2 separate regions of the Homo sapiens genome follow, and region 2 is linked to region 1. Evidence: read pairs that join two places in POLR2A ChIA-PET (ENCODE). Cell type or tissue: PC-9. All regions are shown on one strand. Each heading gives the region's core, and the rest is flanking DNA. Links, peaks and the distances in the headings are about the cores only. Region 1 overlaps ABCC5 (ATP binding cassette subfamily C member 5). Region 2 holds the start of ABCC5-AS1 (ABCC5 antisense RNA 1).

Region 1 (4,388 bases), core at 197-4,196:
AGGAAGAGCACAGACCCTTCAACAGTTATCAACTTTCATCTCTTTTTGGCTGTCTCCCCACCCCACCGCCTTTTTTCTTCTGGTTAAAGTATTTTCATGCAAATCCCAGACATGTTGCTATTATTTACTTTTTTTCTTTTTTCCATTCATGTGTGAGCACATGCGTGTGTGTTTAGCAGAAATGGGAACATGTTATGTATCAGTTCGAGTATCAGGGATAGTTCTGATTTCTTGTTACCTCTGGCCATGGGTTTACAATGGCCTATCAATGCCTGAAACAAACCCCTTCCATGAAGGCAGCTACAGTGCAGCAATTAAAAACATTAGCTTTGGGGTCAAAAAGATCTGGGTTCAATTTGCAGCTTTGTCACTCAATAGCTGTAGATCTTGGGCCAGTTCCTTGACCTTTCCAGATAGCAGCTTTCTCATTATTCAAGGAGTGAAACAACACCCGCCTGACAGGCCTGCTGCGGGGATTAAGGTAACATGCATAAAACACTGAGCATGCTGCTTGCTACACAGGAAGCCCCCTGTCAATGTCAGGGGCTTTACTGTTACTCTGAACTGTGGGGGTACAGTATTTCAGTTCTGGTGCAGGCACAGCCCATACAACAGCCAGAAAACCTGCCAGGTTGTAGGCATCCAGAAACCAATGCATTGCTTTAAAATCTGTGTGTGTTTCAGAATCTCAGATGCCTCTGTTCAAAGCCTTTCTGCTAACTCAATTCATTGAATTTATTTTCAGGTCAAACAAGACAGAAAATGCAGTTGCAATGTTCCTGGTGAAAACACCAGCAGTCACTGTGCTCTCAGGATCTACAGACAGACAGATCTGCACATTTGGAGAATCATCTAGAAGGCTGGAAGCACAGTGAGCTCCAGAGTATTAAAAAAAGGCTCAGTGAGAAATACCTTCATCCATGTCTTTGGAAAACCTGTTGAGAATCCTCCCTGTGGGGGTCGTGTCAAAAAACTTCATAGGGCTTCGAAGGATCCTTCGGAAAAGCTCGTCATGCAGCCGGGAGGAAGCTCGCAGCGTGCCCTGAGGAGCAGAGCACAGAGTGGTCAGGGCCCAGGGACGGCTCTGTTCCTACTGGTCCAGAGAACCGCTCCGCAGCACATCCACTCCCAAAGCGGGGAGGTGTGAGGGGTCAGGAGGGACAGGTGGCAAGTGAGAAAAGGTGGAGGCTAACGGAATATGAGTCATCTCAGCCAGGGCCATCCTGGTTAAGGGAGCTCCCCTACTCAGCATGAACTGAGAGACGCCACACCAAAGCCTGACCACAGGTCACCAGGGAGGAGGGCAGAGACCACCCACCAATGCATACCTTGACAAAGACAACTCCTCGAATGGCTTTCAGGATCAGCATGACTGCCATGGAGAGGGCGTAGATGCTGGCATAGTACTGCATATGAGGATTGTCCTTCATGCTGTCACTCACCGAGGTCTCGTTCCCTCGAGTCACAGTGGTGTTCTGTTTGAAGCCAAAGTTCTATGAGGCCAGACTCCTAACGACTGCCAAGAGCCCCTGCTCAGCGCCATTCTCAGCTCAAGGGCAGGGCAGGGTACAGGATAATGACCCACCCTGGGACCTGGTCATGGCTTTGTCCACCTCTTTTTTTTTTTTTTTTTTTTGAGACAGTGTCTCACTCTGTCACCCAGGCTGGAGTGCAGTGGCGCAATCATGGCTCACTGCACCCTCTGCCTCCTGAGTTCAAGAAATTCTCATGCCTCAGCCTCCCAAGTACGTGGGATTACAGGTGTGCACCACCATGCCCAGCTAATTTTTGTATTTTTAGTACAGACAGGGTTTTGCCATGTTGGCCATGCTGGTCTTGAACTCCTAGCCCCAAGTGATCCACCTGCCTTGGCCTCTCAAAGTGCTGGGATTACAGGCATGATCCACCACACCTAGCCCTCTTTCTCTCTATTCTAATGTCATATGGTTTGGCTTTGTGTCCCCACCCAAAGCTCATCTTGAATTGTAATTCCCAGGTGTTGAGGAAGGGACCCGGTGGGAGGTGACCGGATTGTGGGGTGGATTCCCCCATGCTATTCTTGTCGTGACAGTGAGTTCTCATGAGATCTGACAGTTTAAAAGTGTTTGACATGTCCTCCCGCACACGCTGTCTTGTCTCTCTTCTGCCACCTTGTGAAGAAGGTGCCTCCTTCTCCTTTGCCTTCCACCATGATTGTAAGTTTCCTGGGGCCTCCCCAGTTATGTGGAACTGTGAGTCAATTAACCCTCTTTCCTTTGTCAAGTACCCCGTCTTGGGTATTTCTCTGTAGCAGTGCAAAAATGGACTAATACACAACGGATGAGAACAGATAGCCTGCAGGTGTCCTACTGCACGCCCTACTGCCCTGTGGGTTGGTCAGCGTTTTTTTCCTTCTGGTGAGGCTACATTAGGGACTCATCTTTTCATCCTGGAAAAATCTCTCTTTACAGCTTCTTTTAAGTGAAAACTAGAACAGTTTCCCTAAGAATAGCCAGGGAATAGGGAGAAACGGCCACATTCTTAGACACAGAACTTTCCCATTTATGAGTAACCTTACCCCGCTTCCTTGCTTGATCCAGTAACTCAACCACCAGGTGCTGAAGGCGGTGCTGCCTACATTCAGCATGAAAAGGGCCATAATAACCAGGAATGCCAAGGGGCCCCCAGCAGCCTGGATGTAGACACCATATACTGACCAGGGCACTGAACCCTGCCCTTTCTCTTCCAGCTGCACAAGCTGCCCTAGGTAAGAAAAAAAGAAACATGGACTCAGAAGGGAAGAACTATTTCCATAAAACTAAGTCACCTGCAGAGCAACAGAATCGGACAACCGGCAGCTTCACAGGGGTCTAGATTAGATTTCCTCTTTGTCAGAAGCATTCATTCATCTATTTAACATTTACTGAGCACCTACCACAAACCAGACCCAGGATGAAGCCCAGGAGCAGCAAAGAGGATGAAGACCAGGTCCCCACCCCTAGGGACCTGGCTGAGGAGCCTGCCACAGACTGGTAGGACAGGCAGATCAATAATCACATAATTACAGTGAAATGTGCTCAATGTGATGATAGAGCTATACGCAGGGCAGCATGGGAACCCCTGGGAGGCATACTTGACCTATTTGGCTTAGGTGTGGGGTGGTTGGCAGGCATGTTTCAGGTAAGACTTTCTGTATTGCTTCTCAAAAGGTAAGCCACAGATGACCGGGTGGGGAAAGGAGAGAGCAGGCAGAGAAAACAACACAAGCACAGGCACGGGGTAGCAAAACACACCACCACAGTGATTCGGCACAGCTGGAACAGATGTGCACTTAAAGAATGGCAGGAGATGAGGCCGACTAAGCAGGCTGTGGTCACAGAAGAAAGGCTTTGAATTTTGGCCCCACAAAGAACTTCTCAACAGAAAGGGTGACAGGTGTGTCTGACTTCTGTTGGGCTAGGAAGGACCTGGGATGGCTGATATTGCCACACCAGCTGCCTCTGGGAGCGAGCAGCCTCTTTCATGCCTCCTGTGTTCCACACAAATAGCCTTTTCTGTATGTGCCCTATCAGGGAAAATATTTGAAAATGGAAGGTTACTGAAAGACTCCATGCAGGAAAGTTGGTTGGTCTCATGTTTTGTGTGTGTGTTTTTTTTTGAGATAGAGTCTCACTCTGTCGCCCAGGCTGGAGTGCAGTGGCGTGATCTCAGCTCACTGCAACCTCCGCCTTCCCGGGTTCAAGCAATTCTCCTGCCTTAGCCTCCCAAGTAGCTGGGATTATAGGCGCCCGCCACCACGCCTGGCTAATTTTTGTATTTTTAGTAGAGACGAGGTTTCACCATGTTGGCCAGGCTGGTCTCGAACTCCTGACCTCAGGTGATCTGCCTGCCTCAGCCTCCCAAAGTGCTGGGATTACAGGCATGAGCCACCGCACCTAGCTGGTCTCATGTTTTTAACTAGATCTCGCAGCTGACCGTGTGGAAGACAGGTTCAAAACGAGGCAGCTGTAACACTGTAGGTAAGAGATGATAAAGGCCTGAACTGGGGTTGTGATGGTGGGATGGAGTTTCGGGAGGTAAATTCAGTAGGACATAGTAACTGGCTGGCTGCTGGAGGAGAGAAAAGGTTCAAATATATTCCTGAGGATCTCCCTGGCGCACTCAGATTCTTAACACTAATATGAGAATACAGAATGTAAACCAGAAAGTACCTTGAGACGGGTCTCAATCAATTTAGGAGTTAATTTTGCCACGGTTAAGAATCATGACCAGTGACGCAGCCTCAGGAGGTCCTGAGAACAGGCCCAAGGCAGTTGGATTACAGCTTGGTTTTATGTTTTAGGGAGACATGAGACATCAATCAATATAAGTGGGGTAATCACTGGTTTGATCCGGAAAGGTGGGGCAAC
Region 2 (4,388 bases), core at 68-4,067, 54 kb after region 1:
AAATTAGCCAGGCATGGTGGTGCACACCTGTAATCCCAGGTACTTGGGAGACTGAGGGCAGGAGAATTGCTTGAACCTAGAAGGCAGAGGTTGCAGTGAGCCAAGACCATGCCACTGCACTCCAGCCTGGGTGACAGAGACTCCGTCTCAAAAAAAAAAAAAAAAAAAAAGGCCAAAATATAATTTGTAAATGAAACTTCCTCCAGTGCCTAACACAATGTGTGTTAAATGCTTAGTACAAGGCTTTCTGGGTTCCATCATGTGACCACCATACTGCAGAGCAGACCAGAACTGCTGATCACCGTGAGAAGCAAACACAAAGGTCAGGGGCTGAGTGGTTTGGCTATTTTTCTACTGTGAGACACAACATTTAAGAAAACTAAGTGACTGCTCAATATCATACCTGCATAATACCAAAGAAAAGTAAACAGAAGGTTGTCAAGTTAACAGGATTCTTAAAAAAGCCAAACAATTATAAGCATTTATTGTAACCCATTCTGTGTAGTTTATCTCTAAAAGCCTGAGTGTGTCTATTTCCACCACATAAATATAGATTTCATAATAACATACAAATCCTTTTTAGCGAGATTTGCTTTTGAAAACATATCCTGAACCCTCAGGTCAGGTACAGCTGTCAGTGTCGTGGCGTCTCCTGGGTGGTTCCATGCTCTTTTCAGCAGCCCAGCACACTGGGCCAGAGACAGGCAACAGAGCCATCATGCTTCAAAGAGGAGCCAAGTGCTGTATTCTGAGCCACCGAATTCCAGAAAGAACATCCTTGGGAAGCTCACCCAGCCCCAGCATAGTCTGCCTAGTAAGTGTCTCTCCTGGGCCTCACCTACAGAGAGGTGAGGCTAAATGGGGACTGGGCAAGACGGCCTTTGAGGTTCCATCCATCTTTTAAAGTACACATGTCAGTCTTGCTTTCTACCTCCATGAGCAGGCTTTGGTAAGTGGAAGTTCTCATCTGATATCTAGTAACAATTGATTCTTTGAACAGCTAATTCATAAAATAATCTTAAATAGTTAAAACATATATAACATCTAATTATCTAAATAGGCTAACTCCTTAAAAGGGGGGCAGGGAGGAAAAGGATAAATTTAATTCTGCTCATTAGTGGACTTCAGTGCACCAAATTAACTTCACATTAGTCTGTGAGTTTAATAATGACAGGTTTAACCATTGCAAAGCCTTCTGGAGTCCCTGTTTCTTTGCGTTGACCTTTTTATTTTTGACTAAAAGAGAGGGAAAAACGGTAAGACATTAAAAAAAGCATGAACAGGGAGGGGGGAGGGATAGCATTAGGAGATATACCTAATGTAAATGACGAGTTAATGGGTGCAGCCCACCACCATGGCACACGTATACATATGTAACAAACCTGCACGTTGTGTACATGTACCCTAGAACTTAAAGTATAATAATAACTAAAAAAAAGAAAGCATTAACGGAAACCCACCTAACTGTGGAAACAATATTTCATTGAAAAAGTTTTCATTAACCATTTGTAACTTCCAAGTTATCTTAACCAAATAAAGATTTAGGTACTTAAAAAAAAAAAAAACAGGAAGCTAATTCCAACACTTTTCTTCCCCTTTGACAGAAAGTTCCTTTAACTCATGCCAACAGGCTATATTTATTTCCCTTAAGCAGCACTTCCTAGGAAAGCCGCGGCAGTCTTGCAGCAAACGGCATAAGAGAGCTGATGATCCCGGCAGCAGCCCAACCTCAAGAGCCCCAGCGAGCTGTCAATGCAGTTACCAAGCATGAGAGCCACCTGGGCTCCACACCAATCGCACACTGTTGTTACCTCAGCCGGAGATCTCTGGGCTGCTATTGGAGACCAACACCTGGCACCAGACCAGATACGGTGTCACACCCAGCAGCGCCTAAGAGACTACTGTGCCTCATAAAGCTTTATGGATGCCTACAGGGAGAGAAGAAAAAAAAAAAAAAAAAAAGGCAGGTATTCTTACTTATCTTAACCCTGTCCAGAAAATCTGCTGAGTCACCGAGTATCAATCAAGAGAAAAATAATGCAGAGCTGCAAAATGCTAATCTCCTTCCTCCTGCTCTCCTTCCTAACAGCAAGCCGACTCACAGGTAATACTCTTGACTTGGAAAACACAAGGGCATAGACAAATTCACACGTCCTTAGTCTGTAAAGAAAAGCTTTCAGGAGCAAACTCTAAAAGTACAATGTACTAGACAAAACTATTTTATGAAAACAATGGCTGTCTCTGGGTAGAGGAATTAAGGGTGGTTACTTTTTTTCTACAACTTTACACACTTTGTACATTTTCTATAATGAGCCCATATTTCTTTCCTAACAATACATCTTCGAATCATTTCTGGTAAGAGATTAGACCCACATCTTTGATCCCTAAGATACAACTTGAGCTCACCAAAATATTTCAAAGCATTAATTATGAAAACTCCAACCAAGATTAAAGGGTCAGCCTACCACAGAACTAAGGAAATACTAAGTAAGAGCCCTGGATTTTATGAATACTTGCTTTGTTACCTTTCCTAGACACAGGATATTCTAATTTGGTAGGAAGAAAATCCCACCAATGACACACTTTTGAGAGAAGGGGAAAAAATAACTAAAGTTCATGTGCCAGTAATAATGGTACATGAACTTTAGTTTACTTCTGCTTTTTTTTTTTTTTTTTTTTTTTTGAGACAGAGTCTTGCTGTTCCCCAGGCTGGAGTGCAGTGGTGCGATCTCGGCTCACTGCAAACTCTGGCTCCCGGGTTCAAGCGATTCTCCTGCCTCAGTCTCCCGAGTAGCTGGGACTACAGGTGCATGCCACCATGCCCAGCTAATTTTTTGTATTTTTAGTAGAGGCAGGGTTTCACCATGTTAGCCAGGATGGTCTCAATCTCCTGACCTTGTGATCTGCCCGCCTCGGCCTCCCAAAGTGCTGAGATTACAGGCGTGAGCCACCACGCCCGGCCCACTTCTGCTTATTTTTCCATTCTTCCTTCTTTCCCAGATTAGACATGCTAATGAAAAACAAGGCACCCTTACCTTTGCCTGAGAGCACTAAGAAAACAAACCACCACCACAATAAAATAAAGCTCATAAAAGCATCTGACAAGCTTTGTCTTGCTTTTGCTTAAATATTAATTTAAAGCAATTAAAATCCAAACTCCTTGGCTTATTATTCAAGAACACACATGCCCAGGCGCAGTGGCTCACACCTGTAATCCCAGCACTTTGAGAGGCTGAGGCGGAGGGATCACCTGAGGTCAGGAGTTCAAGACCAGCCTGGCTAACATGGTGAAACCCCATCTCTACTAAAAATACAAACAATTAGCTGGGTGTGGTTGCATGTGCCTGTAATCCCAGCTACTTGGGAGACTGAGAGAGGAGAATCGCTTGAACTTGGGAGGCGGAGGTTGCAGTGAGCCAAGATCGCACCACTGCCCTCTAGCCTGGGCTACAGAGTGAGACTCTACCTCAAAAACAAAAAACAAAAAACAAAAAAACCCCACACATAATGTGAAATTCACTGAGGTATTGCACTATAGCTAAGACTTCACACATTTGATGCTCAATACCAACAAGGACTAGGTATCCCTATCCCACAACTCTTTCTTTTGCCTGGCAAGTTCTTCATTTCTCCAAATTCTATCCATTCCTCAAGTTTCCAGCCAAATGATACCTCCTCCTAAAGAGTTCCCTGAGAGAGAAGCACTTTCTCCTTTTACTAATTCCCACAGCATCTAAATTACAGTCATCTATGTAGAGTACGTGTTGTGAGTTTAAGCTTCTATTGGTGGACAAGCAGGCCCAGCACCAATTTATCTTTATCTGCACCAGACCACTCGGTTCAGTGCTGTGCATGCATCTTGAAGAGTGTTCAAATATTTGCTAAATTTAAAAAAATGAATAAACACTGACTGCATCTTAAAAAAAAATCAGGGCTCGTGGAGTCATATGATCTACATGTGCATATATAAATAGGATTAAAAAAAGGAACCATGCCTGAATAATCATGCCTCAGGCAAAGGAACAGTGTTTAGGAGCAGCCTAGGTATAAAACTTCATGTTAGCTGAAGTAACGCCAGCCTAATGCCAGCCAAAGTTAGTACTCAGGCTCAAAGAACTAACAGCAACAGAAACCACCACTTTATTAACACTTCAGGATTAAAGGATGCCTGCTAAGCCTCAAATTGTGTGTGGCCACAAGCATTAACATTACAGTCCCGAAGAAAGTGGGTAGATGTGCGAATGCTTTATTTCAACCCTAATTATTTCTAAGCATACGTGAGAAATTATAAATATTTGAAGATGTGACTAATAGAGCAATTTTTCCAAGTCATATTCCAAAAGAATGATTTGGTCACAATACTGAGAAATGGGCAAACCATGTAATCT

The links. ChIA-PET counts read pairs that join two places held together with the same protein. Peaks named below come from ENCODE experiments on the same cell type or tissue, not always from the same donor. Only the 100,000 strongest peaks of a DNase experiment are listed, where the experiment ranks them.
Region 2: POLR2A ChIA-PET joins it to region 1 with 11 read pairs; 6 of 35 experiments call an interaction of 5 or more read pairs at or near these places.

Annotation. Positions count from the first base shown.
Region 1 is chr3:183,950,529-183,954,916 of GRCh38, forward strand. ABCC5 (ATP binding cassette subfamily C member 5) reads right to left here. Exons shown (of 30, transcript NM_005688.4): 18 at 2,558-2,742; 19 at 1,329-1,475; 20 at 913-1,042. Among named protein-coding and RNA genes, the nearest start is that of ABCC5-AS1, 54 kb to the right of the region's middle. In PC-9, for the core only: no CTCF peak of the experiment used is centred there; no DNase peak of the experiment used is centred there.
Region 2 is chr3:184,004,358-184,008,745 of GRCh38, forward strand. The region is part of intron 2 of ABCC5 (ATP binding cassette subfamily C member 5); the gene reads right to left. It overlaps ABCC5-AS1 (ABCC5 antisense RNA 1), which reads left to right and starts at 1,981. Exons shown (of 3, transcript NR_046570.1): 1 at 1,981-2,104. It overlaps LOC124909468 (a long non-coding RNA gene), which reads right to left. Exons shown (of 2, transcript XR_007096191.1): 2 at 4,118-4,388. RefSeq lists a silencer at 2,660-2,709. In PC-9, for the core only: no CTCF peak of the experiment used is centred there; DNase peaks (open chromatin) are centred at 324, 1,844 and 2,594; H3K4me3 peaks cover 1,063 bases; H3K27ac peaks cover 4,000 bases.